Regions from separate parts of the Homo sapiens genome. Here region 2 is linked to region 1. Evidence: chromatin loops called from intact Hi-C (ENCODE). Cell type or tissue: heart right ventricle. All regions are shown on one strand.

Region 1 (5,000 bases):
AAGGTGTGAGTGTGGAGAAGCCAGGCTGCTTTCAGGGGGGAAGACTGCAAGGTGAATGAAAAGGAAGGACAAACAGGCAAGAATGTCAAGGTCAAGGACTCTGGCAAGAAGAGGCTCAAGGGATGTTTCATGAAAGGCAGACCAGATTAAATGTGGGAATTGAGGAAGAAGCAGAATCGGGGAGAACCCCAGTGTGTCTACAACCAGGTGGACCGAAGTGCTGGTTCCTGAGATGGGGAAACCCGAGAAGGGACAATCTGGGAGAGGGAGAGCAGAACTGGGATTCAATTTTGGACACATGATACTTGGGATCAGTGTGGCCAGGCCCTGGAACATGGCAGCAGGGCAGGAGAGGAAGGGATGAGAGAGAAAAAAAGGCAGGCACGTCAAGGTAAGTCATTTTGGAGAGTTTGAGTGTTACTGAGTGCAGAATGAGCACTGGGAGTTGGGCATGGCTGATTCTGTGTTTTGGGAATACCACTGACTCCAGCATGGAGAATGGGTTGTAGGAAGAGAGAGGAGAGGAAAGACACAAGTTGGTAGGGATCTGGCCCCACCAGACGCTTGGTATTCCCCAGGGCTGGCTTCATGGGCGTGAAACTTGTGCAGTCACACAGAGGCCCACGCTCCAAAGAAACCTTTGCTTGGTTGAATGCTCTGCATTTGTTATCTTGAAATCCTTAATAATTTTTTCTTTGCACTTGCGTTTTGTAAGTCAAGACCAATGGGACCAAAAAACATGAGCACATGCAGGGGAGGTGTGCCCAGTCTGTGTGCCTGCCACAGTTCCTTGCTGCCCAGTGGCATACAGCGTGTGTGCTGCCCCATGAGCACAAAATGATGGTGGGCCCACAATGCGTGGGAGTCCAGTGAAAATCAAAGCCGGAACAAGGCAGATATGTTATATCGATGACCCAGGCCACGCTCTCTGTCTCAACCAGAAGCTGCTTTGAATGCAGAAAGAGGGCAATGGTGTTCTCGGAAATGCGAACAAGCAAGGAAATGTATCATAGGCTTTCTTAAGCATGTAACCTCCCTGTAGCCAACCACTTAGGCTGAAATGACAACAGAAGGTAAGGGAAGGATAGGACAGCCTATATTGTTCTTTTTCCTTTCAGTACTTTCTTACTCAGCAGTAAGCTGAAGATAGACAATGTTGGTAGAATGTGTGCATATCAGGAAGCGAAAAAAAAAATTAAGTTACTTTTGTGCATCATTCCCGCTGTTCTGGTAAGAATGAAATTTGTATGTATGAGCACAGTGGCTCACGTGTGTAATCCCAGAGCTTTGGGAGGCCAAGGTGGGTGGATCACCTGAGCTCAGGGGTTCAAGACCAGCCTGGCCAACATGATGAAACCCCATCTAAATTAGCCAGGCGTGGTGGCGGACACCTGTAATCCCAGCACTTTGGGAGGCTGAGGCAGGTGGATTACCTGAGCTCAGGAGTTGGAGACCAGCCTGGCCAACATGGTGAAACCCCGTCTCTACTGAAAATACAAAAATTAGCCAGGCATGGTGTCGTGCGCCTGTAGTCCCAGCTACTTGGGATGCTGAGGCAGGAGAATCGCTTGAACCCGGTAGGCAGAGGTTGCAGTGAGCCATGATTATGCCATTGCACTCCAGCCTGGGCAACAGAGTGAGACCTTGTCTCAAAAAAGAGAGAAATCTATATGTAAGTCTGAGCCACAAATGACAAATTGTATAATTTTGATGTTTTGCATGCTAGTTAAATGTTCTTATATTTGCATTTAAAACTCTCATTGCACAGTATAAAGATGAATAGAGAAATGGATGCTAATAACTTATGTTTTTAAAGGTGTTTTTACTTAGAATGACATTAAATTGTTTATTAAAAAGTATCACTGGTCGCGGTGGCTCACGCTTGTAATCCCAGCACTTTGGGAGGCCAAGGAGGGCGGATCACCTGAGGTCAGGAGTTCGAGACCAGCCTGACCAACATGGAGAAACCCCGTCTCTACTAAAAATACAAAATTAGCCAGGTGTAGTGGCACATGCCTGTAATCCCAGCTACTTGGGAGGCCGAGGCAGGAGAATCGCTTGAACCCAGGAGGCAGAGGTTGCGGTGAGCTGAGATCACACCATTGTACTCCAGCCTTGGCAACAAGGGCGAAACTCCATCTCAAAACAAAAACAAAAACAAAAAAATATCATGACAAGCCCAGAGAGAAAGAGACCATGGGGGAAAGGAAAAGGGTTTATATTTCAGCACATTTTATACCTTTTTTCCAACGTTTCCCTTGCTTTATGAACAAGGGGCCCTGCATTTTTTATTTCCCACTGGGCTCTGCAAATTACTAGCCAGATCTAGTATCATCTCCTGAAGGCCTCACTCAGCCTTCTCAGTCTTTACTGTTTATTCACAAGCCAGACTTAAGTTACAGAGTGCTGTCTTCTTCCTGCCTTTCTCACAGACATCATTCCTCACTGAGGAGACAAGGTCCTCCTATTGAGTGGATGTGTGTGTAACGTACGAATCATGCTCACTTTGTAGCTTGATGTTTTCAAATGGTATATTATGAACACATCCCCCTTACTAATAACCATTCTTAAACACATTTTAATAGCTAAGTATTGTTCTAACATTCTAACATTAGACCACAATTCAGTGACCCCCTGTTTTCAGCTTTTCAAAGTTATTAGCGATAATAAATGTTCATGAATACTCAGCACACAACAACAAAAATGTTCCTCTTACAAATCAACAAATATTGGTTGGATAAATGAAATCATAAATTCACAATAATTTTCTTAAATTCTTACAGGTATACTGTCAGGGTCAAAAAGTATGTAATTTGAACAATTTTAATATTCTCCCAAAATGCAGTACTAGTTTGAATCAGCAGTCAACAACGGATCTCACTGTTGTGAATTTTTACCAAATTCTTTAAAAAATAATCTCTTTTAATTTAACAGGCAGAATTCCCTATTATTAGTTTAATAATCATTTCTTTGATTTCTAGAGAGTCTGAACTTTGCTGGCCATTTGTATTTTGACCTCTGTGAATTATGAAGGTATTGTTTGCCTATTTGATATTGAGTATTTGTCTTTTCCTTACTGATTAGTAAGAGTTCTTTATATGTTGATACCAATTCTGCATGTCACATATATTGACAATAGGTTTTCTTACTTTGTGACTTGTTTTATAGTTTCATTTGTTCTATTAATGCTCTTTAAGGATTTTATTTTATTTTATTTATTTTTTGAGACAAAGTCTCACTCTGTCACCCAGCTAGAGTGCAGTGGCACGATCTCGGCTCACTGCAACCTCCCCATCCCGGGTTCAAGTGATTCTCCTGCCTCAGCCTCCTGAGTAGCTGGGATTACAGGCATGGGCCACCACGCCTGGCTAATTTTTGTACTTTTAGTAGAGAAGGGGTTTCACCACATTGGCCAGATTGGTCTCGAACTCCTGACCTCAGGTAATCCACCCGCCTCAGCCTCCCAAAGTGCTGGGGTTACAGGCGTGAGCCACCATGCCTGGCCTAGGATTTTATTTTTAAGAAGTCAAGTTTCTCCATCTTTTTCTTTGGAGATACTTAATACCTTCTCATACAGGCTCAAAAAGCCCTACCTCCACAAAGCCCCCGGCTCTACCCCTAAGAAAAGAAATATATTATCCAATATTCTTATGATTTTCTACCATTAAAAGGCGAGTTAAAGCCCTTTTTACATTATTGATATCACATTCTTTTGTAAATTTAAAGTCTGATGGACATGTTTCTTAAGTTTTGTCCTGTCATTTGGCTTCCGATGTCTATGTGCCTACACACTCACACACACACCATCTTTCCCTATGTGGTCTGCTTGCTCTTTGTATTCCTTTTATGCACAGGAATGTGGTTTATGTAATGCTCTTGGTTCTCTCTTTCTGGAGATTATATTGGTTCCCTGCTATGAGCAATACTGACATCAGCTCATGAACTCTTCCCCTATCTCTCCTTCCCTCCCTACCCAGTTTTAGTCACCGCTCTTAGGTTGGAGCTACTCTCTGTACTCTCTGTACCCTTGAGTACAGTTAAGTTTCCTTCTTGATTTGGAGGCTTCAAATGACATCCTTTTACTTCCAGCTAGTGCCTCCGAGGCAATTAGTCCCTACACTTTGTGTCCCATGTGTGTTGGCTGTGCTATTTCTACACTGCCAGCGCACACTGCATTCACACACTGTCTCTGAGCCCTTCCATTTGCCATCCGGATCCGCACTCTCTACCCTTCTCTGTTCTCACCTGTGTGGATTTCATGAACAAGTTCCTGTGTCCACCACCTCCCATGTCCTCCACCTCCACCTCAGCCGAGGAGGAGCCCAAAGGACATTGAAGGAAAGGAGAAGAGTGAATTCAGTGAATTCAGGTTAGTGATTCCCAGGCTTCCTGTCTAATCCTCCTAGGTTGGCAGTGTTTCTCCACCTAATTTTTATTATTTTTATTTTTATTATTTATTTATAATATTTATTATTATTTTTTGATACAGGGTCTCACTCTCTTGCCCAGGCTGGGTGCAGTGGCATGATCACCACTCACTGCAGCCTCAACTTCCCAGGCTCAAACGATCCTCCTGCCTCAGCCTCCCAAGTAGCTGGGACCAATAGGTGCATGCCATCATGCTCAGCTAATTCTTATTTTTTTTGTAAAGATGAGGTTTTGCCGTGTTGCCCAGGCAGGTCTCAAATTCCTGTATGCAAGTGATCTTCTTGCCTTTGCCTCCTAAAGTGCTGAGATTTCAGGCATGAGCCACCGCACCCAGCCCAGTTGACTTTAGATCCAAAAATCACTTCTCTCATCCCTTGGGACCTAGTGGTAGGCCCGGGGTTAGTGCACCATTCCTTACAGTCACTGTTTCCTATCTTTGTCAGTCATCCCTTTGTAAATAGACCTTCTTTTTGCCAATATACCTTCTGCTTCCTACTGGGACCCAGAATTAGATACATATAGTTTTATCACTGTATTAGTCCATTTTCATGCTGCTAATAAAGACATACCTG
Region 2 (5,000 bases), 90 kb after region 1:
TGTTGGGGGGGAAAGGAAGTGCTCACAATTGTTAGTTCCCGAGCTGGAAAATTCTTTGCGATCTAGGAGAGCTTAGAAAAATATTTGCCTTAGTTGCCCAACAACTTAGCAGCCCTCCTAGCAGCTAGTGACTTGTTGCCACCTGACTATGTCCAGCAGCATTTGTCAGAGTGATTTGACTCTGGCTGGTCACCAGGTAATCTGTCCAAAGTTCAGAAGGTGTCAGGATGCTATCCTGAGGCTCCACAGTGACAGCCTCTCAGTCTGTGCACTGTCCCCCACGGGTGGCCCCAAAGCCAGCTGCCCATTTAACTGGGCACAGCATGGACACTGGCCTCAGCTCTCAGCCTTCTGAGGAGGTAGGTCTCTGCAACTTTCTGTAAGGAGGTGGCTGGGTTTGTGTGTGTGGTGTGCATTGGTGAGGCCTGGCCACAGGTTCCCTCCTTGGGGACAGGCAGTCCCTTGCCTGTCCTTCTGTCCCTTGCTTGCGATTTGCCAGCAGAAAGGTGTCAGTAATCCCGGGGCACCAGAGGTGGGCATGTATTCCTACAGACCATCGCTGCCAATGGGAAACAGGCAAAGACCCTTTCTATGAAGGCCGGAGCAGCAGCTTTTACTGGGGGACAACCCATTTCCAGCAGCTACCTGCTCTTGTGGCGTTTCCTACGGCGAATGAAATGTTTATTCTTCTTCCTTCCTCAGCCCTGTAAGCTGGTATATGTGAGCAGGCAGTTTTTTGTCTTTGGTGCCCTTGACTTTGGATTTCAAGCAAGCTGATCACAAGTTTGCCCTTCTGTAGGGATGTAATTAAGCCACTGGTTTTGTCATTTCAATTACAGTAGCCCAATTTAGCCTGCCCCCCGTTAATACTTTGAAATTACTCTCCTCAAAAGTTGTATGCCAGTCATGCCTTCAGCCCTGAGCAGCAGCGCTGGCTGGCGCCGCTTCTGAGCTGGCCTCACCATGGCAGGAGGCCGAGATGGTGGGAGGCTGGAACGTGGGCCCACTGCCCAGGGCACCTGCTTTGAAGGCAGCGCCCCCTGCCCCCTGCAGTTGTTGCTCCCTGAAAGCACTTTAAACTCCTCGGCCCACACCCCGCTGCTGGAAGAGCCTTGGTGGAGAGAGGTCTGAGCTTTGTTAGTTGGGTTTTGATTTCAGTACAGGAGTTGATAAAACGAGATAAACCCCAGGCTCAGGAGGGCCATGGAAATTAAACAGAGATGATATCAAAGTTCCCCTGAGTTTTCAACTGTGATACAGTAGCTCTGTTTTCTCCCAGACTGGGGCCGGGAGGCACACCTTTGATTCCGAAACAATGTTCAGCATCAGTTAAGCCCAGCACTGCTGACTTTCAGGGATTAAACACACTGTTGTAGTAATTCTTTGATCAGCTACAAGGGAGCAGTGTGCCGTCTGTATGAAGGGTCTTTATAGTTAAAGTTCATTTCTCCGTGAACCCGGGATGACAACCTTGGCTAGGTGCTGCAGTACCGGGAGCTGGGGCCTCCCCAAGCGCTATCTGCAGCACTGCAGGCAGAAGCTGGAAGCAGGCTTGCTCCTGGCTTTGTTGTGTGGTTTGCATGGTGCTCTTTGAGCATGGCATGGTGGAAAAAATCCTTCTAGCTTGGAAAACACTTCACCTTAACCCTCCCCAGCTTTCCCATTCCGTACACTTGTGGGCGCACATACATGTTTGTGTGTGCACGCACACACACACACACACACACACACACTACTATCCTGCCTTGCCGAGGGAGCCTCTCGGGGCAGACAACACTGCCTGAACTGAGGCTCTGCAGCCCCCAGCCTTGGAAATTATCTCACAGAGGCTGTATGCCCGCTTAGGGGAGAGGTCAGAATGGAACCATCTGGACCTGATGACCTGCGAGGTGAAAGTAAGAGGACCTGCTCAAGGTCCAGTCTGAGTCCCTGGCATCCTACCACCTTTATTCCTTACCCAGCATGTATTGAGAATAGACTTAGATTGGCCCAATCCTATAGTTCTGAAAAATTTCAACATTTGTCTTGTCATCCAAAACACTGGGTCAGCTTTGGGGGTTCCCTATAGAGAACTTCCTCGCAGCCACAGCTGGGATGGCACAAGTTTCCCCATTTTGCTTCCCCCTCCTCCTGATTGGCCCTGCAACTTCCAGTTGGTAATGGAGCCCCTCTGAGCTGTCGATCCTGCTCGCACCGTGCCATAGATCAACCTATTCCCTCCTGTGCGGTGCTTGGATCTCCCTCATTAGGCCTAAATTTACCTCCATCCTACACAAACATGGCCTTAGCTCATTTTTATTGTTGTAAATTATTTATGAGGGGAATGTTGAATCTTGAAACTGAGGTGTGAGGAAAATTAATCCCGTGTTACTTTTATCCTTCTGTACTTTTTCCCCCTTGCTTGACTTATTGAGCTGTGGCTAGAGAAAGAAAAGCTTTGGCATTTTAAAATATAATTAGTGTTGAAACTGCTTTCTCAATTGGATGGGATATTGGTGCCTCTCTGCCTAGTACAATAGAAAACAGACCAGACCTAGGGAGGAAGACCAGCCGTCCCATTCCTGGAAGGTGACCCGGCCACCTCCCAGGTTTGATGTGAGCCTCAACTGGGAAGGAGCCTGAGAAAGCTTCTGGAGAGCTGCAAAGCGCTGTCCAAATGCAACAGACCTGTTAGTGTGTTTTGCGGGCAGTTTGGGCTTTGAGATACAGATGGATGCTGGATGAGGAGCTGTTGATACAACCTGGGGTTGTTGCCAGTAGGCCTCCGGATTTGATGTGAGAGGGCCCGCATGAATGGCCTCCTCGAGTCCTTAGCCGCGGGGCCATCCTTCCTGGCTTGAGGCTCCGCGCGGCCTGGGAAATGTGGAGCGCTAGTTAATAAATGGCCTTTTGTTAGGAAGGTCAATTGAAGTGCCGGTAGAGACGCAGTTAAAAGTAATTTGCAGTCAGAAAATATGTAATTCAGGGCAAGCGGCTTTGAGTGATGGCCCCTGCCATGGATATCTTGGGCGTTTCTCATTAAAAGCTGCCTTGGCTGGTGATGGCGCTTCCTGGATGGGTCGACTGCAGCCCGCGCGGCCCGGAGCCATTTGTCCATATTTCACAAAGGCCGCCTCCGTCCGGGGCACAGCAGCTGGGGGGAAGGAGGGAGAACGGCTGGCGTTGGAGATGCTCTGCGCGCAGCTCTGCAGGGCCCTCTGGCAGGCCAGGCCCGGCTCCTTTGTCTGCCTCAGCCGGGGGCCGCCCGCAGCCATCTTTGAACCTTCTCCTGGGCCGCCACAGGGCATTGTGGGAGCAGCATGGCTTCTTCCAGGGCATGGTGACCCTCCTGCTGTTGAGAGCGGACTCCAGGCAGAGGGCCATTGTCATCATCGTACCGGGGAGGATACTGTGACCAGGGGATGTGGCAATGAATCCACCAGCAAATAAGATACTGCTTATTCATGCTTACCCCCACTTCTCTCTCTCCTCCTTTTTCTTTGTCACTTTCTTTTCTCTCTCTCTGATAGTAGAGGCCATACTATCTTAAAAAAAAAAAAAAACTTACCTCACATGTTCTTTATTAAATTCACAGCGTGATATTTTAGCACTGGCAGAATTCGTACATTCTGTTAATGAGTTGTTAATTGCAAAGCATTCTTGGTAACCAACAGCAGGTACCAATATTTTGCAAACTGCAGCAATGTTATTTTCATGTTACCAATACTACGGGATTTTTCAAGTGCTGAGCCCTTTTGATCAATGCCTGCTCTGGATCTGCAGGTGCAGATATTTAATTCTAAACCTTTACTGGGGACATGCACTAAGTAAATATTCACTCAAATATTTACTTAGTGCCTACTGTGTGCAGGAAGCACTAAGCCCTGTGTTTTATGCAGATAAACCTGCCTGGTAAATGAAACTTGAAAACAGAAAATGATGCAGTGATGCAGTGTGGTACCCCCTGCCCTGGCCGTTTAGAAGCTTATTTTCAGAAGAATTAGGTAAAGCATAACTTTGTTAAGCTTTGTTGTAAACAGAAGAGGAGACTGCAGCTGTGCCAGGCACTTCCTAGCCTTGATCGAGGACTCAGCTCCATTGCATTGACAAGTCTGTTTCCGGAGCTTTTTGTGGGTTCCACTGACTTCATGGGAGACTTGCATACAGCATTTTGATTGTTCCTATTTAGAAGGCTGCAGTCATTTTTAATGGCCTCTGCCTTTTCTGATTCTAGGCTAGAAGCAAGAATATTCCTCCTGCCTGCTTAGTGAGGTAGGGTGTTTGGTTTGTATTAGAAGCAGTAACCAGCCTTGAGAGATCTGGCAGACCTGCAGCCAGTGGAGTTTAATTGTTGCAGAAGGAGGTGGAATTTGACTTGCTCTTTTTCACTGCTTGTCCTTTTAAAAGTACTTAGGTTCATTTACATATGGTGTTGCCTCTTTTATTTGCTTTCTGGTGCACTGCCACTCCAGCTGCCCAGACCCAGTGCTCTCTATATTCTACCTTTCTCCTCTGGTCACATCAAGAGGCAGTCAGCAGCAGAATAATAATTCCATTTTCCCTCCCTTTCTCTCAAAGTGCCCAGCAAGAATTATGATCATTGTTAGTATTTGGCTTTGAGTAAGTGCCCACATGACCCGAGGGTAAAACACAACAAAGGGATCTGCCAGTCCCCTATGGAGTGACGCCTATCACATTTCTGACCAGTTACCTGGACTTGTGTGTCCCAAACCCCACCAGTTTTATGTGCTTTTTTTGAGCGCCTACTGTATACCAGGGACCTCTCCAGGCCTTTCATTTACATCCACTGTCTTTGACTCTCTTGGTCCTCACAGCAGCTCTGCAAGGGTCAGTATCATGACCTCCTTTTATAGCTGAGAAAATGAAGGGTCCAGGAGGTTAAATTGCTTACTCAAAGTCACCAGCTAGTCAGTCATGGAGCCTGGACTCCAACACCATTCCTTCACCTGAGCCCAGAACACTTATTTCTGTGTTTGCAACATTCCTTGCTTCTTTGCAAA

The links. Peaks named below come from ENCODE experiments on the same cell type or tissue, not always from the same donor. Only the 100,000 strongest peaks of a DNase experiment are listed, where the experiment ranks them.
Region 2: it touches region 1 in a loop (5-fold over the local background); 1 of 110 quality-filtered maps calls a loop at or near these places.

What each region holds. Positions count from the first base shown.
Region 1 is chr9:126,244,965-126,249,964 of GRCh38, forward strand. No RefSeq gene overlaps it. Among named protein-coding and RNA genes, the nearest start is that of MVB12B, 79 kb to the right of the region's middle. In heart right ventricle, no CTCF peak of the experiment used is centred here; no DNase peak of the experiment used is centred here; H3K27me3 peaks cover 412 bases.
Region 2 is chr9:126,335,049-126,340,048 of GRCh38, forward strand. The region is part of intron 1 of MVB12B (multivesicular body subunit 12B); the gene reads left to right. Among named protein-coding and RNA genes, the nearest start is that of MVB12B, 11 kb to the left of the region's middle. RefSeq lists a silencer at 1-216 and enhancers at 520-1,021, 1,022-1,521. In heart right ventricle, no CTCF peak of the experiment used is centred here; a DNase peak (open chromatin) is centred at 2,111; H3K4me3 peaks cover 1,364 bases; H3K27ac peaks cover 1,280 bases.